Linked DNA regions of Homo sapiens: regions 2 and 3 are each linked to region 1. A link is a loop called in an ENCODE intact Hi-C map of the cell type or tissue named here. Cell type or tissue: IMR-90. All regions are shown on one strand.

Region 1 (8,000 bases):
TGGAGTTTGGACGGGCCCTTTCTTCAGCAGGTGTTTGCTCACGTCCCATGCCTGAGGTGGGGCTCTTGGCCATAGTCAGTATTGGTGGAGTGAGCAGCCCGCCCTCAGGGAACCCATACTCAGGAACTTTACACTGCTGTGGTGGAGTTCACACGGGGGGCTGTGAGAGCCACTGTGCAGTGCTGGCTCAGGGGTCTGGAAAAGGCTTCTGGGAGGGCATGGGAACAAAACTAGATCTGAATGATGAGGCAGAGCTAGTGAGTCAGGCGAGGGGGTGCAGAGGGATCACAGTGCAGAGGCCAAGGCAGTGAAAAAGGTGGCGTGGATGGTGACACATAGGAGTCGAGCATAAAATGCGTGGCAAGGTCCTCAGGGGTACGGCGGGCTGGGGCTGGACCAAGGAGTGTAGTGGAGCTCTCTACTCCAAGGGGGACATTGGAATGTTGGAAGTCACACCACGAGAGATTTGCTTTGAGAACATAAATTCCTCTAGGCGCTGGGAGAGTGGAATAGAGATGAGGGGCCTGGAGGCAGAAAGGCTGTCTGGAAAAAGTTAGTGGTGGAATTGGTGGAAGACATCTGAGAGCCTGGACTCATGGTGGTGAGGAGAGATGCCGGAGATACTAGGAGAGATGACAGATTTGGGTGGTTGGGAAGACTGCGAAGGAGTGGTTGAAAATGGTTCCCTGGTATCTGGTGTAGAAATTCATCCGAATGGGAATGGAGGAATAGAGAGGGTGAGGAGTTTAGTTCTGGAATGTGGAATTTGCAGATTCAGGTTATCAGAGAAAGGGGGCAGGCAGGGATGCCTAGGGGACATTTATGTATTTGGTTCTGGAATTCAAGGGAGGCGTAGGCTGGAGGTACAGATGAGAGATGCCAGCCTGCTACCCAACCATGCCTTCCTTTTTACAGAATCACCGAAGATTCAGCTGTGACCACGTTTGAGGCTCTGAAGGCTCGGGTCAGAGAACTTGAACGGCAGCTATCTCGTGGGGACCGTTACAAATGCCTCATCTGCATGGTGAGTAGAAAAGAACCTAGGGGTGCCCTTGGTCAGGCTTCCACGCCCTCTGGGGGAGTTGGAGAGGGTGGGCCTACCTCAGAGTGACCCCTTCTCTGCCCCCTCCTCCCTAGGACTCGTACTCGATGCCCCTAACGTCCATCCAGTGTTGGCACGTGCACTGCGAGGAGTGCTGGCTGCGGACCCTGGTGAGGTGGCATGGGGGTCGGGGAATGGGAGGCCGCTCCGGGCACTGCCCAGATGTCTGTGCTTATGCCTGAGCCTGCCTGGGGGAAGTGGGGAGCATGGCGCAAAGGAGAACAGAGCCAGGAGCCAGGATATTTACCCGCAGGATATTTACCCCCAGGCTCGCTGCCTCTCCTCCCCAACTGCAGGTTTAGGAACTTCTCCCCCTCCATGAGTTCACTGCATTCTCCCTTCCCCGCCCCGGTCCCCGAAGGCCCACTGCATCACACAGACTGGTGAGGCCTGGGGTCAGGAGGAGGCTGGCTGTAGGTAAACAGGACCAGGGCCTTGGCCCCTCCCCCTCCCATTACTAAGCTCCTTCTGCTCCTGCCCCTGTTCTTCGCTCAGGAGCAGCCATTAAAATGTCGCCCGGAGACAGTAATAAAAGGCTCGGACGTGGGCTCTGTGTCCTGATCAAAGGCCGCGTGTAATCTCGTTAGGGCTGCGGCTGCCACAGCTGGACCCAGCCTTGTTCTCATTACTGGGGCTCCTGCTGCGGGGCTGGCCAGGCGGTTTGATCCTGGCGTCCCCCCAACACAGGAGCGTGCCTGCCTGCTCACAGAAGCTGCCTATGCGTCCCCAGCCTGGGCTGACAGGACCAAGGTCTCAGCACACACTGGTGCAGAGAGACATGGCTGCAGGCCCAGGTGCTCACATGCGCACACATGGCTCATTGTGTAGACCAGAGCCCTCCCTGTTCTCCCTGCAGGGTGCCAAGAAGCTCTGCCCTCAGTGCAACACGATCACAGCGCCCGGAGACCTGCGGAGGATCTACTTGTGAGCTATCTGCCCCAGGCAGGCCTCGCCTCCAGCAGCCCCACCTGCCCCCAGCCTCTGTGACAGTGACCGTCTCCCTTTGTACATACTTGCACACAGGTTCCCCATGTACATACATGCACATACTCAAACATGCGTACACACACACACATTTACACACGCAGGACTCTGGAGCCAGAGTAGAGGCTGTGGCCCAGGCACTACCTGCTGGCTCCCACCTATGGTTTGGGGGCCATACCTGTTCCAGCTCTGTTCCCAGGGTGGGGCAGGGAGGTGGGGGTTGGGGGAGTAGTGGGGCACGGCTCCTAAGATCCAGCCCCCATACTGACAGACGGACAGACAGACATGCAAACACCAGACTGAAGCACATGTAATATAGACCGTGTATGTTTACAATGTTGTGTATAAATGGGACAACTCCTCGCCCTCTACCTGTCCCCTCCCCCTTTGGTTGTATGATTTTCTTCTTTTTTAAGAACCCCTGGAAGCAGCGCCTCCTTCAGGGTTGGCTGGGAGCTCGGCCCATCCACCTCTTGGGGTACCTGCCTCTCTCTCTCCTGTGGTGTCCCTTCCCTCTCCCATGTGCTCGGTGTTCAGTGGTGTATATTTCTTCTCCCAGACATGGGGCACACGCCCCAAGGGACATGATCCTCTCCTTAGTCTTAGCTCATGGGGCTCTTTATAAGGAGTTGGGGGGTAGAGGCAGGAAATGGGAACCGAGCTGAAGCAGAGGCTGAGTTAGGGGGCTAGAGGACAGTGCTCCTGGCCACCCAGCCTCTGCTGAGAACCATTCCTGGGATTAGAGCTGCCTTTCCCAGGGAAAAAGTGTCGTCTCCCCGACCCTCCCGTGGGCCCTGTGGTGTGATGCTGTGTCTGTATATTCTATACAAAGGTACTTGTCCTTTCCCTTTGTAAACTACATTTGACATGGATTAAACCAGTATAAACAGTTGCTGCCTGTGTGTTATGTGTGTGGGGTGGTGGGGGAGCTAACTAGGGGAGGTGGGCTGAGGCAGTTAAGGGGTTAATTCCTGGTGGCAGGATGGGGGAAAGGACTTAGCTATAGGTGTATGACACTGTGCAGGGTTGGTCTGCTCTGGGGCCGTGGAGCATTTGGTTTGGAGGGGGGTGGGGCTGGGGATCTGGGCTCCTGACTATTGATGGGTAGGGGCTCTAGGTTAATTCTTTATCGATGCAGAATCGTCAGCTCATTAATCACAGAAGAGGTCAGAGCTTGGGGGTACAGAGGGGATGCAAGCTCTATCCCCCAACCTAGGCTAGGAGTGGCCACAAGCTTGGGTACAAACACAAGCCCCAGGCCTCTATCCCTTTCTGGTCCCCTGAAACATACCAGAGACCACAGTGGGATCACCCTATCAGCCTCCCAGGCTTTTGTTCTATTCTCCAAATGTATCTCTAGTGACCATCATCCCAGTGTAGCTACTGCCTAGATTCTCAAATGGAAAGAATGGAAACCCTATTATCCAGGATGGACCTTCAAGTCTCCCATGTGCTCAGAGAACCAAGGCTGGAGAGATGGCACTTTGACCCCCACAGCTCCCCACTGCCAGTGAGGTAGCTCAGCTTCCTAGATGCCTCCCAGGCAGGTGCTAAAAGTTACATGTAAGTCTTCACCCACAACAGAAAGCTGTTTGGAGAAAAACAGTCAAGGCCCCAGAGTAGCCCCATGACTCCAGACTTGCTTTGACACCTTGCACACCAGGCCCATCTGCCCAAATCCCCAGCCTTAGTTGCCCATTTTCTCTGGGATACCCACAGTGAATTCCTCAGAATTGGGTCCAGTTGGCAGCTCCTGCCACCCTTTGCACCCAGATGAAGCACAGACAAGTCCCCCTTGGAGCCCAGCAAAGGCCCTTCACAGCTCCACGCCCAGTTTGATGGCACCCAATATCCTGAACACAGGGATCCTGGGGATGTACACAGCCTCTGTCGAGGCGGGTGGAACAGCTCCAGCGATGGCTGAGGGTTTGGGAAAGAAACAGGTTTGGAAGAGAAGAGTGGGTAGGTGAGGGCAACGGAGAGATGAAGAGGAGGCTCTTAATGCCCAGTTCCTGTCAGGCCGACTTCTTTGATGTCTTTAGTCTCCCCTCCCACAAGCTTGGACTCAGTAGGTCCTTGATGGCTGGTTACTGCCACCCTGGGGGCCATATGGTCTCTAAAAGGGGCCATTAACCCAGAGTGAGGGCATTCCACTGAAGCCCGCCCTGCTGTGGGAGCCTTGAGCTGTCTCATGGCACAGGCTGCACTGCCACCTGTTGGCCATGGCTAGGAATGCAGCCACACAGCATGGGAATCCCTGCCACCATAGTGGGGACTCACCAAGGACTGATGGGATGCAGACAGAACGCGGCTCTGGGGACAAAGGATCCATCATCCCCAAGAGTCAGCTCCCATCCAGAGCTTTTCTAGCCATCTCCTTCACTGCCCCCTAAGCCCCGTGATCACCACGGTAAGCTCATTCAATCAAATATTTATTGAATACCTACTATATGCCAACATTGTGCAGTAGTGACTTCTAGAATGATCAATGATACTGAACTATCAGGCTGAATTCACCTCTTCTGCCTAGAGAGTATCTAAGTGGGTCTCCCTTCCAGAAGATGAAGGAGTTTGCTATTTCAGCCCAAATCCCCTTACCCTGGTTCTGGTCTTTAGGGCTTGGGAGTTAGCTCATCCCAGCTCCTGTTACAATGCTGCTGCCTTCCTGCCCCCCACTGTCTCTGGCAACTTTCAGCTTGCAACTTTCCCAGACCCAGCGGCTTCCTAGCAAAGTGTGGTAGAGCCAGGCAGGCCCCTAACCTCAGCTCCTCATCTGGCTTCTACCTCAGACTCCCAGGCAATGGGGTCAGAGGAGCCTCTCTGAGTGAACTGCCAAGTGGGAGCCATGTGAATGGTACTTTACACTGTAGGGCTTCGCCCTGCTGGAGCAAAGATCATAGCCCCTATCCGCAGCCTGACGCTACCCCTGACCGATATACCTTCCCTCTGGCATCTCCCCACAAAGGTCACCTTCCATTCAAGGAATCAAAACTCAACTCTGGTAACAGGCACAAAGTTTCAGTTATGCAAGATGATGAAGTTCTGAATTATGCAAGATGCAAGACTATTCAGTTCTAGAGGTCTGCCGTGCACATAATCTCTTAAATTTTAAGTATCGTACACACTTACAATTTTGTTAGGTGATCTTGGCCAGGCGCGGTGACTCATGCCTGTAATCCTAGCACTTTGGGAGGCTGAGGTGGGAGGATCACTTGAGCCTGGGAGGTTGAGGCTGCAGTGAGCCATGATTGCACCATTGCACCCCAGCCTAGGTGACAGAGTGAGACCCTGTCTTGAAATAAATAGATAAATAAATAAGTAAAGAAAAAAAGAGAGTAGGTCTCATATTAAATGTTCTTACCAGAGTTTAAATTTTAAAAAATCAACTAGGGCTCACCCTCAACACCCCCCTCCATTTGTCAACCTCTACAGCCTGCATGCCACAGGAATCAGCAGCCTGACTGTTGCACTTGTCCAAACACAACTGACTGCAAGGCTCCCACAGACACATGCCCAGGCACTCCTGCCCCTTAGGATTCTGTGGTAAGCAGACCACCAGCAGACAGAGGCCCCCAGGAGACAGGCCCATAGGAATTTTCTACTTAGGGGACCGCAAAGTCCCAAAGGGCTACAGGGAGTTGAACGAGAAGAGTGCCCGACAGATTGCAGGTTGTGGGGAGGTGTCAGGCATTTATTTCTGGAGCAGAGGTGAGATGGAGCAATGGCCTCAGCAGCGGACGCAGTTGCGCATGAAGTCGACACAGAGGCTTGTGTAGTAAGTAGGGTAGTCACGGAGGTGGCTGACGTGTGCAGATGACACGAAATCCACAGAACGCGCCAGGACCCGGCGTGCCAGGCGTGCCTCCACCATGCGTTCTATGTCTCTGGCCAGGACTACTTCGTCAGCCCTCGAGTAGAGGTAGAGCTCGGGCCAGCGAGAGCCCGCGTCCTGTAGCCTGTCATAGAAGTGGGTGTGGAAGAGGGCTGTGATGGGAGCAAGCAGGACGTGGAACAGGACGACCACCAGGGCAAAGGCCACCAGCAGCAACAGGCGCAGCATGGCGGCCCGGCGCTCCAGGATGGCTGCCAGGGCCCGCAGAGCCCCTACCAGGTTGCTGTCACCAGGAGCGCTGTCAAAGATGGTGCCCACCACACGCAGGCGGCAGAAGCGACGGGTCTGCAGGAGCTCCAGCACGTAGCGGTACAGCATGACGCCACCGTTGCTGAAGACATGGAAGAGCAGGGGCTCCTTCTCAATCTCATAATCAAAGAGCAGCTCGAGCAGCTTCTGGGCCAAAACACGAAGTGAAGGGATACCCAGTGACTCGGAGAAGAAGACCATGTGCCACGGGGCTGTGTATCGGATTACGATGCAGCCCTGGGGAGAGAGGCCTGGTCAGTCCTCACAGATGAGGTGGGGGTAGTGGGTACAAGCTAAGGTCAGAGGGGCCCAGCAACCCCAGCCTGTAGGACATAGGCCATGGGGCCCACAGCGTCAGCAATGCTCTGGGTCCTGCTTCAGCCTGAGCCCACCAGCCCGCTGCCCACAGACACAGGTGCCTTCTGGGCAGGGAAGGTATACTTAAGGCCCATTTTTGGACTAATTGCTTCATGCTGGCCAAGCCCTCTTGGCCTGGAGTGGTATTTGAGGCCCAGAGCCTGAAGCATATACTGGAGACACCTGGGCTGACCAGAGGAAGTCTCTTTACTCTGGTTCCCTCCTGTCTGTGCCCCGCACTCCCATCCTAGGCCTTGCACATTTGGGATGGGGCCTCACTGCTTGGCTATACCCTGTCCCAGCACCTCAGATCTGCACTGTCCCTACCTCCCAGACAGAAGTAGTACCCCCATGAGACCAGTACCCGAGAGCTGGCCTGCAGGCGCCAGCCCTGACCACCAGAGGCCACTTCTGAGCCAGGCCCACATCACTTTCATCACTGGTCACTGTCACCTTCCCTCTCTCCCAGGCTCCTAAAAACAGAGTCCATACTCTCTGGACTCAGGGACCTGACACTCAAATGTCCCTGGTTCCCCGGCCTGGGATCACTCCTCATATCTGCCCTGAAATTCCAAATACAGTAAACACTTGTTCCTCGAATTCTATAATCTGGGCCCAAACTCCCTCTAGGTTTCTATATTCCTCACGCTTGGGCCAAGGGTGCCACAATCTCCACACAGGTCCCCTTCTAGGTCAGTTAGAAAAGCCACCATGCCTGGCTCCTAATCCCCTCTCATCCTCCTGTTCAGAGACAAAGGGCCCTTTGTCAGGGGAATGTGACTTTGGAGAGTGCTGGGGTCAGACAGGTCCGGGTTCAACTCCTGGCACCACTATGTATCAATAGTAAGAACAAGGAGCAGCTTACTACTTTCTGAGTCTGGGTCCCCATCTATAAGATTACGGTGAAATTGGGATAACACCCACCTCATAAGGTTATGGGTAAAATTAGATGAAAAAAAATGTATCTCAAATGATCAAAGCAGTACCTGACACAAAGTAAACTCTCAACCAACAGCAGCAGTAATTAGTGATGTGGTAGTGACAAGGAGAAAATCGTATGGCCACAGTAGTTAAATGACCCATGGCTAAACAGGGATGGTCAGCAGAGGTACCTTGCCATCAGCCGCCTGACCTCCTAGCCCTGGAGTGCCTAAGCATCCCTCCCAAGACTCTGAAGAGGAGGCTGCTTAAGGCCACCCACATTCTCCCAAATGCTCAAATCTGACAGAGGCCTTTCAGTCCCCACTGTATGTTTCTCCCTGGCAGCATCTGGAATCACACACTCCTAGAAATATTATCTTGCAGCCCAGTCTCTTCAATAAGCCAGTAACATGAAAAAAGGGGCTGTTCTATAGCCTGGACGACATAGGGAGACCCCATCTCTAAAAAAGAAAAAAAAAATGGTTGGGCACAGTG
Region 2 (8,000 bases), 430 kb before region 1:
CTCAGTTTCCATTCTCATCATAGACCAGGGGTAAGTGTAAACAGCACTGGTTTGCAGACTATCCTTTAAGTAGCACTGTTCAAAGAGATCACGTCTTAGCTGCAGATGGAGAATTGATTGGAAGCGGATTGAATGTGGGCAGAGATCAGTAGCGAGGCTATTTCTCTGATCCAGGCATGTGACAGTGGGTAGGCCGACGGAGAAGTGGCAATGGAGACAGAAATTTTGGAGGTAAAAGCCACAGATTTGGTGAAGGGGAGGAGTCAAGGGGAAAGATAGGAATTAAGATGCCTCCCAGGTTTCTGGCTTGAGCAGCTGGGTTGGGTGATGGTGATATTGACTGAAATCTGGACTGGAGAAGATAATGTTTGAGAGAGGGCCATGAGTTCAGTACTGAGCTAAGTTTGAGGTTCCTTGGGGCCTCCAGTAGGAGATGTCCAAAAGGCGACCAGTTTTGGAGCTGGTTGTGGTCTTTAACTGAGAAGAGAGACTTCCCTGATGTAGTCTAGCACTGACTCCTTCCTTGGGTCTCTGACAGACTCAGCTCGTGGTAGTGCTATTTGTCTCTGGGGGAGGTCTGTGGAAGAAGGGAGGAAGGGGCATTGGCAGGGCTGCGTATGTTGGTAGTAGGATTCAGGCCCAGCTTCTGTAGAGATGCCTGACCTTGGCAAACTCTGGGGGAGTGGCAAGTCCCACTGTGCCCACTGGGTGGCAGTAGTGCTTCAGATGAGTTGTATGGACTAGGGGTTGCTGGGCCTTTCTCCAGGTAATTAGCCATCTGTCCTACTCCAGAGTTGACCTTTGGACTCCACAGAAGCACTTACATGTGGGCCCCTCACCTTAACTATGGGGGCAGGAGTGTGTGTCCCATGACTGAGGCTCTGGAGCTGGAGACAGTGAAGTTGATCCTGGAATAAATCAGAGGCAGGCTACAGTCCCAAACCCTGCTAGGACCTCTAGTCAAGCAGACAAGTTCTTTCCTCACTCCATGCTGCAGGGGCACAGGCCCAGGGTCTGGCAACAAACAGGAGCAGCTGTGGTCACTGGGGCCTGGAGCCTGCTGGACATGACATCATGCGGGCATGCCCCTACTGTGTCCCTCTGTGCTAGTAGACTGTGCAGGTGCCTGTGTACTCGGAGCAGGAGTACCAGCTTTATCTCCACGATGATGCTTGGACTAAGGCAGAAACTGACCACCTCTTTGACCTCAGCCGCCGCTTTGACCTGCGTTTTGTTGTTATCCATGACCGGTATGACCACCAGCAGTTCAAGGTGAGCCATTGTGTATTTGCATGGGTGCCCAGCTTCTGGGTCTAGCAGGCCCTACTTTTATGCCATCTCTTCCACATGCCCCTGAATGTTCATTCCTCTACCCTGTCTTGCTCCTCAGAAGCGTTCTGTGGAAGACCTGAAGGAGCGGTACTACCACATCTGTGCTAAGCTTGCCAACGTGCGGGCTGTGCCAGGCACAGACCTTAAGATACCAGTATTTGATGCTGGGCACGAACGACGGCGGAAGGAACAGCTTGAGCGTCTCTACAACCGGACCCCAGAGCAGGTAAGCCCAAGGCCACATACCTGTCCTCCATGCCCCAAACCCCTTGCTCATTGTCTCCATCCTCCATCCCCTCAACTCCCACTCCCAGGTCCCCCTGCCTCCCACTGATACCTTATTAACTGCCCCAAGCCCATTCCTACTTCTCATGGGCCATCCCCCCTGCTTTTCATAGCCCTTCACCTCCCTCATGATCCATTACTTCTCAGATTCCCTCACAGACAGCCCAGCACCCTGTCACCTCCGTGTCTACCCTCACTCCTAGAAGTGCCCTCACACACTTCGCATCCCTCACTTTCCCAGGTGGCAGAGGAGGAGTACCTGCTACAGGAGCTGCGCAAGATTGAGGCCCGGAAGAAGGAGCGGGAGAAACGCAGCCAGGACCTGCAGAAGCTGATCACAGCGGCAGACACCACTGCAGAGCAGCGGCGCACGGAACGCAAGGCCCCCAAAAAGAAGCTACCCCAGAAAAAGGAGGCTGAGAAGCCGGTGCGGAGGTTCCGCCAGCCTAGCTCAGGGTGGAAGGGTCACCTGGCACAAGGCCTCACCCCGAGTGGAGGGTTCTGAGAGTACCCAGTGCTGATGGGGTGCTAGGACTAACCCTGGGCCCTCTCCCTGTGACACCTTGGTCTCCATAATGCCTTCTCCCCCAGGCTGTTCCTGAGACTGCAGGCATCAAGTTTCCAGACTTCAAGTCTGCAGGTGTCACGCTGCGGAGCCAACGGGTACGTGAGTCACCTCCTTTAGCAAGTTTGGGTCCTGGGCTCTGCTCTGGGCTCCATGTGTCCCAAACGCTGCAGGCAGGTGGGGATGGAGCAGTAGGAGAGATTGCTGCAGACAGAGGTGGCCTTGGCAGGATCTCAGTGATGTGGCCAGGCTAAGGTCATAGCAGCTTTCACTATATTCAGCTTCCTGGCTATTTCCTTTTCTGGCCCATAGTTAACCTCCATGTGTTACCGTCTCTCTTCCACCATCTTTCCCTCTGCCTTTTGTCCCCTTCATCCTAAGCCTCTTGTGGCTGGGACAGGCTTAGCTTGCCAGCTTTCATTGCAGATGAAGCTGCCAAGCTCTGTGGGACAGAAGAAGATCAAGGCCCTGGAACAGATGCTGCTGGAGCTTGGTGTGGGTGAGTGTGGGGACTGGGCCCCATAGGGTGTACCCACCCGAGGCTGTGGATATAGGTTGGGCAGGGGGAGGGGAGTTCACATTGCTGGCCCTCTACCACACCTGGGCTCTGCCCGTGCTGCCTGCCGCCTGCCTGCAGAGCTGAGCCCGACACCTACGGAGGAGCTGGTGCACATGTTCAATGAGCTGCGAAGCGACCTGGTGCTGCTCTACGAGCTCAAGCAGGCCTGTGCCAACTGCGAGTATGAGCTGCAGATGCTGCGGCACCGTCATGAGGCACTGGCCCGGGCTGGTGTGCTAGGGGGCCCTGCCACACCAGCATCAGGCCCAGGCCCGGCCTCTGCTGAGCCGGCAGTGACTGAACCCGGACTTGGTCCTGACCCCAAGGACACCATCATTGATGTGGTGGGCGCACCCCTCACGCCCAATTCGGTAAGAGTCTGGACAGGCTGGGAGGCACGCCTGGGCCCTGCGAGTGAGCACATGCACATGGGTGTAGGGGCTCCTCTCCCTCTAGTGCCTGCAGCAGGAACGATCATCACTTCTGTGCGAGTCTGAGACTGAGGGTAGGAGTGGGTTGACCAGTGGGCGTCCTTGTCCCTGAGCGTGTGAAGCACATGCACTAAGCCTGACTCAGGCCTTGGGGGGTCACTGACCTCAATGCCTTCTGTGTATCCTCAGAGAAAGCGACGGGAGTCGGCCTCCAGCTCATCTTCCGTGAAGAAAGCCAAGAAGCCGTGAGAGGCCCCACGGGGTGTGGGCGACGCTGTTATGTAAATAGAGCTGCTGAGTTGGACCAGGCTGCTTCCTTTTCCTTTCCTTCACTTCTGATGCCCCTAGTGGGAAGGGTGGGCAAGGAGGGGATTGTCACGGCCACTCCACAGCGTGGCAGATAGGTTTGCCTGTGTTCAGGCCCTTAGCAGCTCTCTGACCACTAACCACTACCAGTTTCACCCAAATTCCTGCACCTCAGAGCACCTGTGGTTTACACTCAAGATGGCTTTGCACACAGCTTGTACTGATAGTCGCCGCGCTTACACAGATGTGTGCATATTGAGTGAGGGTGTCACAGGTGCTGCAGTGACGGCCAGTCACACATGGATGGCTTTGTGCACAGAGGCAGTCTGGAGCATGCTCTACCTACCTTCACATCCTGACAGCTTTGGCGCAGCAGCAGCCTCACACACACAGATGGCTTTGCACACACACCCAGTGCCTCGTTTCCCCGACTTTATTCAGTGGCACGTTCACAGCGGGGATGGGGGTAGACACAAGGTGGGGCCTGATCTGTCCTGGAGCCCTGGGGGCACCACACACCATGCACTATGGATGGGAGGGGGCACAGGAGGGGCTTGGTGGCCCCACAGAAGCCTGTGTACCAGGGAGGAGGCGGTGAGTGCCTGGGTCCCCCTAGCCCAGGCCCGCAATGGGAGGGGCTGATACTGGGCTGAGATTGAGGGGTGGGGATGGGGGGCACAAAGTGTCTGCTCCAGAAGGGCCAAGTGGCCAAGCCCTTGCAAGGGCACAAGCCCACGCCAAGGGCATGAGCCCACAGGGCAGCTGGGGACACTCTGGACACAGAGCTATGCCACTCTCCCTCTTCCCCTCTGGTGAGGGAGAGGAGGATTCTGGGCTGGGCCAAACAGCTACCCTGTCCTGCCCCATCCTGTCCTCGGCCAATCAGAACGGCTTCGATGTCTGCTTGAAGATGAAGCCTCGATAGGCGAGTGTCTTCATGATGTTGGCAATGTTCTTGCAGTCGTCTAAAAAGGAGAGAAGACATTTAGATCAGCCCCAGATCCTTCCCCTCCATGCCCACAGGTGCTCTTACAAGGGTGGGGGTGGGAAGCAGGGTCAGATTCAGGAGACACAGGCTTTAGAGAGGGTGGTCCCATCCCCTGGTGGCAGCATTCCTAGCTTCAGGTTGGTCTGGGTGATGCTGGGCCGGCAGGAAGCCTGGTCTCGATGCTTCTCAGTTCCATAATTCATGCTGGAAATTGGCCGGCATGTCCCGCCCCAGCCCCAGCGGTGATGTATGGGCGCCGTCGCAGTAAGAAAAAGGCAGAGTAAATGTGTAATTTCTCCCTTGACGGCCCCCGGCCGCTGGGCGATCCTTCTTGTTGCTGCCGCGTGGGGACGGCCCGTCCGCCACACTCCGTCTTCCCGCCACCCGCCTTGATGTCTCCATTTCATTACTGTGCGACCATTCATCACACCCATGGCCAGGGTGACTTTGCCGGCACTTTCGTGTGTGTGGGAGATGTGACCCAGGCCATAATCACTAGTGACAAGGCACAAGGCTTGGCACTGCTGGGCCAGGGCCCTGGGAAACACACCTGCCCTGTGTCCTGGGCTTGTGTGCTCAAACAGCAGCTTGCCTGGGCACCTGTTCCTGTGGAGCTCCGACAGGATGGGGAGGGTCCAGATTTGTGGTCCTCCTCTTAGCCTTGGCCATCAGCCGTCTACCAAACCCTCCTGTATACATCGGCGGAAGCCCTGCTTCTGTCCCAGTAGGCTCAAAGTGGGTGCTAGTCACCTTTTTGGGCCCTGTTTCTGCCCATACCTCATGTGGAATGTGTCTGCATGTATCAGACTCTATCACAAACAGTTTCTCCAGTATTGGATGCTTTCAACTGTCCTAGAACCCTGGAGGCTGGAGGATCAGGCCTCTGGGGCCTCAGCGTCATGGACATGGGCCAGGATTTGTTTCACCACCACCACCACCAGCAGCAGGAGGTGCACCTGCCCAGAGCTTATTCCACTAGCAGAAGCCTAGGAGAGAAACAGCCTGAGTGCCTGAGTTTTTCTGTTCAGCTGCCCACAGCAGCCACCAAACTCATTATCCCCTCACCTGCCTCTTCTCCCACCTCCCTTAGATGCTCCTGGGCCATAACCAGGGCCTCAGCCACCACCAACCTTCATAGGATCGATGCTGTGATTGTAGAAATATTGTACATCAATGTCATAATCAAGTGTGGGGGGGTATTAAGGTCAAGGTGGGGTCAGGAAGCCTCTGCATGTCAAGGCCCACTTTTGCCAGGACCTTAGTCTAGGAAGGGGGACCCTCCAGCACTAGAAAAGGGCAGTAGGAGGGCACAGTCTCTGATCAGCCCAGGCCCTGTATCACTAGCCAGATCCTAGCTCTGCAGAGCCTGCTTTGGGCAGGCAAGTCAGACAGGGTCCTGTGTCGCAGAGATCAGCATGGACGCACCTGCAGTGGATGTGGGCACAGAGAGGTGACACCTTCCCCCAGGGACTCAGGAAGCCATACGGGCTGGTCTGAGGCAGAACAGTGGAAAGACAGATGGGTGGGTAGTGGCGACCATGGCAACTCCAGACGTGACCCATCCCCATGGTTTATGGGCCGGACACGCACCCCGCTCAGCTGAGGCCCCATCATTTGTCTCTCTTAGTGTGTGTGCCTATGCTTTGGGGGTAGTGGGTGGAGGAGGGAGGGGCTGTGCTAGGCAGTTGACAGGAAGGGGAATGGGACCGGAAGGGGCCTAAGAGGGGGAAGGGTTAGGATGGGGTCCATGGGCTGTGGTAGTGCCAACAGAGAGACTATGATAGGGTGATTTTCTTCCCAAATAAGTCTGGCCCTATCAGGGAACCTCCAATCCTTCCTGTCTCCGGTACCCTAGGGACCGTGGCCGCTGTGCATATTAAGAATAAGTCCCCTCGTTATCTGCAATTACCCAGCGGCCACACACCTCATTTCTTCCAGCAGAAAAGAAAATTAGTTTTCTATTGACTTCATCTGGCTCCTCCCTCATTGCTGGACAAATCGTTCAATTTGCTTCCCCTGGCCCAAGTGAATGTCCCAGCCCCAACCCCCAGGCCACCAGCCATCCAGTGGGCAAGCACTGTTCTCCCACCTGTGCCTGGCCCTGTGCTGGGAGAGGGTCCCCACGTCCCAGTCTCTGTCCTTGACCTCTCCCCACTCTACACACTGGATGGCTTCATCTAAATCGTGAGTTTCAGCTACCCGCTAAAGATCACCTCTCCAGCCTGGACAGCTCATAGGCTCTACACCACATATTCCTGAACATCTCTTTCTAGATAAACCCTAAACGTCCAATCACGAGCTAATTTTCTCTCCAAGCTGCTGCTTACCCCTCACCCTGCTATGTTCTCCATCCCAGTGAATGGCACCATAATCCACCCAAAATGCCCAAAGAAATCTGAGTCATGTTGCCACTTTGCCCTCTCCCTCACTCTCCAAATCTAATCAAGTATGAACTTACGCAGATTTTCTCTTCTTCTCTGCCTAATCATCTTGGATTACAACAGCTGTCCTCTTTCTCCCTCAAATTCATTCTCTTACAGCCAAACTGATCTTTCTTACATAAATCTGATCATGTTCTTCTTCCTTAAAGCCCTTCAGTGGCTCTCCTTGCCCTCAGTTTAAAGTCTACACCAGTAATATGTCTTAAAGGCTCCGCAAAAATTGATCCCTGCTATTTCTGGTCTCTGCCATGCTCAACCCTCAATCCCTGGACTCCAATCTCAAGGACCCACTCACTGTTTTCTGAAAATGACAAAGTGGGTTTTGGAGCCAGAAAGACATGTTTCCAATCTTAATTTCACCCACTGGCTGCATACCACACAGCAAGGGCTTAGCGTCTCTAATACTTAGGTTCCTCCACTAGGGTGATAATGGCCTTGCTGTTATTGTGAGGACCAAACAAGGTGTTGCACCCACATCTTTGCACATGCTGTTCTTTATGCTTGGAATGCCTCCTCTTTCTGAAGAAAAGGCAAGGAAGCTAGTTTTCTGGAGGACCTAGTGGTGAGAAAGTGTATACAATTGATAGCACAGATGACTGATAGGGGCCAGCAGACTTAGTGAAACCAATTGGCATTCACTCCAAATTCTGACTTCAGATCCTGTTTACTGGGTATTTCTGGGGTCTAACTTGTTGCAACTGGCCCACTACAATAAAGAGAGACCAGGGAAAGGAAGAAATTTGCTCCAGTTCACCTAACAAGTCAGTGGAATGGCAGTCATGGGCTTCTAGCTCCAGGCTCTTTTTCCAGCCCTTGAAGCCTTGACAAATATATATATATTTTGTTTTTTAAAGTCTATGGCCCTGCTAGAAAGTGAGGAAGCTTGGCAGAAGAAGCACTAGAGACAGATCTGGGGCTTTTAATAGGCCAAAAATTCAGAGAGAGAGAGCAGCAGGGTGTCTGGTGGCAACACAGTCTCTTGGAAAGTTTTCTGCTTGAAGCTCTGGGGGCCACCTGGGTTAGCAGGCTTGCCTTCCAGCACCTCTCATTGAGCTAAGGAGGCCAGCATGAAGCTGCTGTAGGGTGGGAGTGA
Region 3 (8,000 bases), 320 kb before region 1:
ATTTTTCAAATATCCAAGGTTCCAAACCTATTGTACCTACTGTCTCCCTCAATATTGTCCCTGTAGATCTTTTGTTGAGGAGAGAGAAGACAGAAATAAAAATGAAGCACCAAACAAGCATTCATCTACCTTGTAAAATGGGTTGGAGCAGAGATTTTAAACACAGCTTTTTTTTTTTTTTTTTTTGAGTCGGAGTCTCACTCTGTCACTCAGGCTGGAGTGCAATGGCACAATCTCCGGCTCAATGTAACCTCCGCCTCCCGGGTTCAAGCAATTCTCCTGCCTCAGCCTCCCAAGTAGCTGGGATTACAGGCACCCGTGACCACACCCGGCTATTTTTGTATTTTTAGTAGAGACAGGGTTTCACCATATTGGCCAGGCTGGTCTCAAACTCCTGACCTCAAGATCCGCACGCCTCGGTCTCCCAAAGTGCTGGGATTACAGGCTTGAGCCACCACGCCCGGCCCCTGGCTGCTCTCTAATTGCTCAGCTAGGAACCCCCAATGATTTCCTTGATAAACTGAGGACACAACTGCAACAGCATTTCAAATGAAATTTCACACCCACGATCAGTAGATTACAAGAAATAAATGTGTAAGTTGCTTTCGGGGTATTCAAACTCCCTCCAACTGAAGTGTCTGCAGAAATAAAAATAAATTTGAAGATAGAATAACAACAAGAGGATTTAAGCAGAAGGCACTCAGGTTAGACTGTTGGGATTCATAAAACTGGGACAGAGGGTTTATAAATTCTGTTTTTTTGTTTGTTTTTGAGACAGGATTTCGCTCTGTCACCCAGGCTGGAGTACGGTGGCATGATCTCGGCTCACTGCAACCTCCGCCTCCCAGGTTCAAGTGATTCTCATGCCTCAGCCTCCCAAGTAGCTGGGATTACCATGCCCAGCTAATTTTTGTGTTTTTACTAAAGACAGGGTTTTGCCACGTTGGCCAGGTGGGTCTCAAACTCCTGGCCTCAAGAGATCTGTCTGCCTTGGCCTCCCAAAGTGCTGGGATTACAGGCCAGAGCCACTGCACCCAGCCCAGAGGGTTTAATAGAGTAGCATTCTAGCCCTTTTTTCCTAAGCATAGATTCTCCTCTGCCTGAGCTGATGTTTCTATGTCCTATCTGAAATAAGAGAATGAGCAGATCATTTTTCATGGCTTCCCCCTCCCAACCTAGGAAGAAGGAACTGGCTTTCCTTCAAAACAACTAATCTATTCCTTCAACCCTCGGAAGAAAATTCCAAAAAGTGTGTGTCCCTGCACTGAAAGGTTTGATAAAATCTAAAAGCAACACATACCACAAGGTAGAAAATGCAGTCCCTGGAAAACATGTGGGTTTTACCCAAATATTTAGTTTTGGATAAAAGTCTCATGCAAAGACGGGCCCTTTCTCCAAGGATCAAGAAGCCTCCTGGCCACAGGGAAGAGGGTAAGTTGGATGGGAGAAGTGAGGGCTACACTGGGCAATGGGGTATGGTTTGCAATAACAGTTTCTCCCTTGGAAAAAAAAAAGACATTTTATGCACAAGGAGCTTATTTCTTAAACAAACACTCGTGGTTTTGATTTACACCACAGTCTGCTCCTAAATAATTTATGGCGGGTTAAATTTATTGCCAAGCCCTGGCTGGCTGCAAATTCGAATTGCCAAATAATTAGATTTTAGGGCAAAGCTTATAAATTACCCGTCGATTTGTCCGGACTTGTTTGTCAGTTGCTTTGTGCTTCGGGTCATCTTTGGCATTTGGCTGTTTGGGTTTTAATTGCTGATTTACACTTTGACAGATGAGAGCTGATGCTCGAAGTTTCAGGACAAGGAAGGGTAAAAAATCGGAGCTTTAAAAGGCTGATTTTTCACCTACATGTCCCCCTCTCCCCATCTCCATAGACCCCAAAGCAATTAAAATATAGAAAAGAGGCTGAAAATAGACACTGCTATTCTTTATTTGAGGAGAGTATGGGTGCAAAGTGAATTATAATTTACCCTTATTGAAATCTGAATTTTTCAAAAACATAATACCAATAAATGAAGGAGACCAAGTCTTAGAAACCACATCCTCACCTGAGGTGTGCACACCTGTGTCTCCCTCTGTATGTACATGACTCAGAAACAGCCACAGTTCAAACATTTTTACATATTCAATTGTAAATAACTTCAGATATTAGTGGCTTCTGTGAAGCTGACCCTTCAAGGGCACCAAACAACCAAATGATTTGTTTGTAGCTACCTGTAGACACACATTTGTCATGAAATTAATTTAAACAAATCTCAGGTTATGTGCTAGAGAGGTCCCCTGGAGGCATCACTAAGGAAGGGCCTAGAAATGGAAGGGTGCCAAGCCCAAAAAAATCTCTCTGGATAGTACTCTGGTTCTATCAGTATGTTGATAAGAGGGCCTGATCTCTCTGTGTTTCCCAGAGAAGCAGGGCCTGCCTCCCAGTCACCTGCTGTATCTCAACAGCTTATTAGGAGGTTGTGGATCAGAATAATACTAGTACTAGTTCTACTAATAAGAGCTAATACCTATAAGCCATTACATATCAAACACTGTTTTGAGCACTTAATATGTTTAACTCAGTTTATCCTCCCATCAGTCCTATAAGATTGGTACTATTATTAACCCCACTTTGCCAATAAGGCAACTGAGGCATAAAGAGTGCAAGCAACTTGCCCAAGGTCAGACTACCAGTAGGTAGTCAAGACTCAAATCCAGACAGTCCAGTTTTGGAATCTATGCTTTTAACTACTATGCTCTACTGATTCTCATCAGAACAGCGTCTACCTCAGCTTCCCTCACTTTGAAGGTCCAGAGTCCACATTCTGGGACTTGGGCACATGCAGCCAAAGCCTGTTCCATCAGTCACCCAACAAAGTGGAGGAAAGGCATGTGTCTTGCTCAGGATCACAAGATGAATCAGAGGCTTGGTTAGACAAAGACCATTTTTCAAACCAATTCAAATATTGCCTTAAGATACACTAGCTGGGGGTGAAGAAATGGCGGTGAGTAACAAGTGATCAAGACAGGACCAGGCCCACTCAGGCAGACTGAGAATTCTGGTCAGACTACTTGGCCAGGAGCCAGGGAAGCTGGCTGGGCTACAGGAGGCCTTGCTCAATAATCCCCATCCATAGCCCCAGGGACTGCTGATCTCTTCACAGAATACTGCATGCCTGTGGGGTGGTTCATAGATTCCCTGTTCTCTGCCCACAAATGATGGCCAGCAGCCAGGAAGGTAAACAGTTGTGCTGGCATGACAATAGATTTTTAAAAATTCACTGACTAGTAAGCAAGCAATACACAAACGGATACCCGCCCCCCACCCCCGCAATGCACTGAACACATTTCTCACACACTGTCCCATATGATCCCACATCTCCGTAAGCAGGCAGGAATCACTCCCCTGTTTTGCAGATGAGAAAGCTAAGAGGGTCAGCTGTTGTCAAACCAGTCCCATCACTTGAGAACTTGTTAGAAATGCAAATTTCTGGCCTCCACCCTTGCCTTTCAGAATCAGAAGCCCTGGGGATGGGGCCAACAGCCTTGGTTTTAACAGCCCTCCAGGTGACTCTGACGCTCGCTGAAGTCTGAAGTTTGAGAACCGCTGGTCCAGACTACAGCAGTGTTTCTCAGACTTCAAATGACCTGAGGAATGTGTCAGATTGCAGGTTCTATTTCAGTATATTTAGTATATTCAGATTATATTTCAGTATATTCTATTTCAGTAGGGCCGGCATGACATTCTGCATTTCTAACAAGCTCCCAGGTGATGAGGATGCTGCTGGTTCTCAGACCACAATTTAAACAGCAAAGGTGTAGTCTAGAACATTTATGTGACTAACTCCTTATCGCTGAGGTACTGACCAAATGAGAATCAGAGCCCATGGCTCTCAGCTCCCTTCTCAGAGCAAACCCTTACTTGACCCACTTTAAGCACCCGAGTCAAGCCCTCTAAGTCTGCTAACCATCGCTAGCTCTTATCACCAGACATTTCATCCTCCTTGCTGCCAAGAGCTAGGGCAGAAAAACAGGCCTGTCACATCCAAGAACTTCACAGAGTAGACTGGCACATCTCTGTCAGGGAGCTAGCAAAAAGTCTTCTTGTCATGGCAGTGCCTGCTTCCTTTAGGAATACTGTCAAGACCAGGGCATCAGCTACCCTCAGAGTGCTCAGCACACTATTGTCTCAGCCCTCCAGAAAAAAACCTTCCTCTGTCCAGATGAACCAAAAAGCAGGACTGGGTACCTCTCCTATGAGAAGACCGCTCATTACAGACACAAGCCAGGAGCTTATCTGGTCTATCTAACTGCCTCTGGTCCTGAGAAAGGCCTCTCCAACCCTGGCCACAAATTTGGAGCAGGATCACAGAATTCCTGCATATCCTAAGGCACCTACTTGGGGACTCCTTGCTATCCTCACCAGCCACCACATTCAACACCATCAACCATGAATTTCCTTTCAGGTCTGCCCCCGACATTGTTTCTCTAGTCACATTACCTTTCCAGTGAAAGTAGACCTGATCAAAATGCCATGTTTCATCTCACTCATCAGCCCTACCCACCCATCTGTAACTACCAATCCCGTTCAGTTGACCAGCTGGCCTTTAAAATGCCGCTAGTGTTGTGAACAACGCAGACATGTCCCTGCATTTCCAGACAATGCAATCTCAAATCATGGCTCTCAGTTTTATCACACTTTTAGAGAGCAAGATTCCAAGCTTTCTAGCCAGTTATTATCCTATCTACCTAACCATCACTACCTACCTCCTCTAGGCCAATGGCCAAACAATGCATCAAATAGGTCCTAGAGGAATAACTACCCACATTACCACTAAGGAACTCAACTATAACAGCTCTGCCTGTTATGTTCTCCCTGATACGGATCTTCTACTCAGAGTACCCCATTTACAACAACTATAGATTCCATGCGCCACTCCTTAACAAACCTCAGTACCACTGACTCCTCAGTAGGCCACTAGTCTCCAAAAGAGTTATGAGCTACATAAGAACATGGTTCTCAAGCCTGTTTCCTTCCTAGCACACCTAAGGGTTACAACATGTAACTTCTCCCCATTCTCACCATCGCCAACCAACTAACATCCTAGTCCAACCCACTAGCATCTCTCTCAAGTACTGCATCCGTACCAGTCTCCCAACATACATTTTTAACCTCTTGGAACAACTTCCTTTCCATTCCCATGGACTCTGGCTTATAACATCTATTTCTGTTTCTTCTTTTCCACTCAGTAATACATTCAAATTTCCTTTTCCGGCTCCCCAACTGTACCCCCATTGTAGAGTATGAACACTCCTTTACTTTCAGCAACGTCGGCATCTCCAAATAAGTGCCTCTGCCAGCACCTAACCCTCAGATCAGCCCTTGGCTGGAATGGCCTTCCAGGACTAGACACTGACTATACACTACAACAGAAGTAGAGCCACTTGTGTATCAGACCTGTTTTGCCACCCACAGGCCTTCCAGATCTCCTTACTGGCCAACTACATGCAGGGACAGGACCCAAACAGCAGCCTATCCCAAGGCACCTCTACATCCAAATAAAAGCTGCCCTGATGTTTGTCTCTCCCTCCAGATTTCTTCTTTCTGATTTACTTCCTTTCTGACTCTCCCAACACCTAACAGGGTTTTGTCCGTGGCAGGAGCATCAATACATATAAACGCTTTTCTGCCTGTGCCAGCCTGTTCACCCTTCTGCTGCAGACCTGCCAGCCTTTGCTGGGGGTGGGGGTAGCTGGTGTCAATGTGGGTACACTCTTGTTTCAGGCTTTTAGGCTATGGCTCAATTTTCACAGCTAGAGCTCAAAACTCATCACATAAATGTAAGAATGTGGGGGTTTTTTAAGTATCGTGAACACCCAGGATAAGAGGATAAAAAATAATCATCCCAATGGCATCTTAATCAAAATGATGCAAGATCCTTTTTCCCAATGAGATACAGAGATGCAGAAAGGGTCTCCTGATATCAGTTTCCTCATGTCAAACAATGGAGATCAGTCTACAAAAGAAATATAATCAAGAGGGGAGAGGAAAAGCAGGGCAGGATGGAGGTAGGGAGAAGTGAAGCCTATGGACTTAACCTAAACACTCTTGGATTTCACTTCCCCCACTGTCCCCGCTTTCCAACCTGCTGGCTTTGCTTTCTATGGCTGTACCTGTTGCCAATGCTCAGAGGAAGCTCAGCCTCCACCCCCATGCCCTCCAGTCGCTTCTGATCCCACCAATCTCCACATTACCCAGACCTTCCTGCCTCTTCATCAGTCATTCCTTCCACACTAATCTCAATGTTAGTCAGCCAGCTATTTATCTTTTTGAAGGGTCTAAACCTCCCTGGTCTATTGAAGGTAGGTCCTAGCAGATCCAGATCCAAATTCCCAATTTTTTTTTTTTTTTAAGCAGGGGGAAGGTGAAGGGGAGGCGTCATGTCATTCCCCAGCCTTTGACTCTCCCTAGAGACCTAGCAGCCCACCCAAATGCTATGCTGAGGTATCAGCCTCCTGATAATGCCTCAGAGCCTTAGCCTTCTTGACAATACCTCAGAGCCTTAGCTTACACCATATCCACTTTCACCCACACCCCTTTTACCCACACTTTATTGGGTAAAATGCTCTTAAGCCTCTTCTAGCCTTTGTACTTCCACTTATAGCATCACAATGACACCTTCTAGCTCGAATGTGAGAAACAGCGTAAAACTGATATAGATAATCCAACTAACTGAACAGTGAAATACTTGCCAGGTTCAAAGTCTTTATTCTCCTTTTACCTCATTTTCAATATTTCTACAAACAAGCCTGTAATCAAGGTCAGTTTTTCCAGACTTAGGCCATTTCATTCTGGCTTACTGTGTGAACCCCTTCTTCTCTTCCTGCTATAACAGTTCTGAATGGCCTCAGGTCCACTTGGCCCTTTCTGGTCTCCTGAATTTCTTATAACATGAAAACTATGCAGCCCTCCCCCACACTGTGAGCAGGGTTGATCATTCCCATCCTTTGTGCCCCCACTGTACCAAGTACTTACCATGTCATGGTGGTTATCATACAGCCTAATGGTTGTTACACAAATGTCTGCCCTCCTTGACTATGAGCTCCTTGAGGGTAGGGACCATTCCTTACTTGTCTTTATACCCCTAGCATCTAACACAGAGCTTTAAGTTACTATCCAAAGAGTAAAAAGAAGCCTTTTCATTGCCTCTAAGGTGGTTATAATGAGGTCTTCCCCATTCCTTTGCTGACTTAGGCGGTTTTTTTATGTCCAACAAAAACTTTAAAAGGCAGCTCAGTGTCACTGTTATTTTACGGTCCCTGATTTCACTCACCATTTATCAATGGCCCTATTCTTTAGAGCTCTTCCCCACCACCAACCTTAGCCCAGTGCCCAAAAAAATCTGCATTCCAACAGCTATCTCAGCCCTGGGGAGGCCATCAGGATAATAAGAGGCTAGGGGGGATGTTTCCTGATTTGCACTAAATTATGTGGTGATTTTGTTACCAGTGACCCAGTGTTCCCCAAGGAAAGTTCCTGGCCCCACCCCCAGACAACTCCACAGCCTGCTACACACCATGGCAGCTTAAAGGTATAAACCCTGGGGAAGGTGGAGAAGCAGTCTGAATAGAGCAAATAAACCGCTTCGATCCTGCCTCTGCTATGCCAAACACACAAGCCAGGGCCACCATGCATCAGTGCTCCATTCCCCGAGATGTATATTTTGCTTCTACATTGCTATGTCTGCTCCAAATACAGACAGGCCCTTCGGCTTTCACGTGAAGTTGCAATACAGCCAAGACTCGGACACAGCAAACGCTTGTTCCCATTCCGGGAATACTAGTGAGGAGCCATAGTGGGAGCCAGGCGGAGGCCCATCCTTATGAGGGACCACCAGGAAACAGCAGCCTGTGGAGGAAGATGGCTTTGGAAGGAGGAGGGGCAAGGACCACATTTATGGAGGCAGTGACAAAAAAGACAAAGGGGCCTAGTGGGCCACCCCA

Evidence for each region. Peaks named below come from ENCODE experiments on the same cell type or tissue, not always from the same donor. Only the 100,000 strongest peaks of a DNase experiment are listed, where the experiment ranks them.
Region 2: a loop joins it to region 1, with 11 times the contacts of the local background. A loop is called at or near these places in 53 of 110 quality-filtered maps.
Region 3: it touches region 1 in a loop (5-fold over the local background); 4 of 110 quality-filtered maps call a loop at or near these places.

What each region holds. Positions count from the first base shown.
Region 1 is chr1:44,648,746-44,656,745 of GRCh38, forward strand. It overlaps RNF220 (ring finger protein 220), which reads left to right. Exons shown (of 15, transcript NM_018150.4): 13 at 916-1,024; 14 at 1,138-1,212; 15 at 1,959-2,978. The coding sequence ends at 2,030. It overlaps TMEM53 (transmembrane protein 53), which reads right to left. Exons shown (of 3, transcript NM_024587.4): 3 at 4,502-6,464. The coding sequence ends at 5,814. LOC107984950 (a long non-coding RNA gene) reads right to left here and starts at 921. Exons shown (of 2, transcript XR_001738031.2): 1 at 1-921. RefSeq lists an enhancer at 1,539-2,120. In IMR-90, CTCF peaks have their summits at 4,301 (motif pointing left) and 6,976 (motif pointing right); no DNase peak of the experiment used is centred here.
Region 2 is chr1:44,217,198-44,225,197 of GRCh38, forward strand. It overlaps DMAP1 (DNA methyltransferase 1 associated protein 1), which reads left to right. Exons shown (of 10, transcript NM_019100.5): 4 at 1,114-1,272; 5 at 1,391-1,558; 6 at 1,859-2,044; 7 at 2,209-2,280; 8 at 2,609-2,681; 9 at 2,820-3,112; 10 at 3,362-3,476. The coding sequence ends at 3,421. ERI3 (ERI1 exoribonuclease family member 3) reads right to left here. Exons shown (of 9, transcript NM_024066.3): 9 at 3,873-4,443. The coding sequence ends at 4,361. ERI3-IT1 (ERI3 intronic transcript 1) reads right to left here. Exons shown (of 4, transcript NR_110056.1): 4 at 5,398-5,452. Among named protein-coding and RNA genes, the nearest start is that of DMAP1, 7.7 kb to the left of the region's middle. RefSeq lists a silencer at 3,607-3,656. In IMR-90, CTCF peaks have their summits at 708 (motif pointing right), 3,181 and 3,486; DNase peaks (open chromatin) are centred at 714 and 3,354; H3K27ac peaks cover 401 bases.
Region 3 is chr1:44,324,909-44,332,908 of GRCh38, forward strand. The region is part of intron 3 of ERI3 (ERI1 exoribonuclease family member 3); the gene reads right to left. Among named protein-coding and RNA genes, the nearest start is that of ERI3, 26 kb to the right of the region's middle. In IMR-90, no CTCF peak of the experiment used is centred here; a DNase peak (open chromatin) is centred at 3,133; H3K27ac peaks cover 467 bases.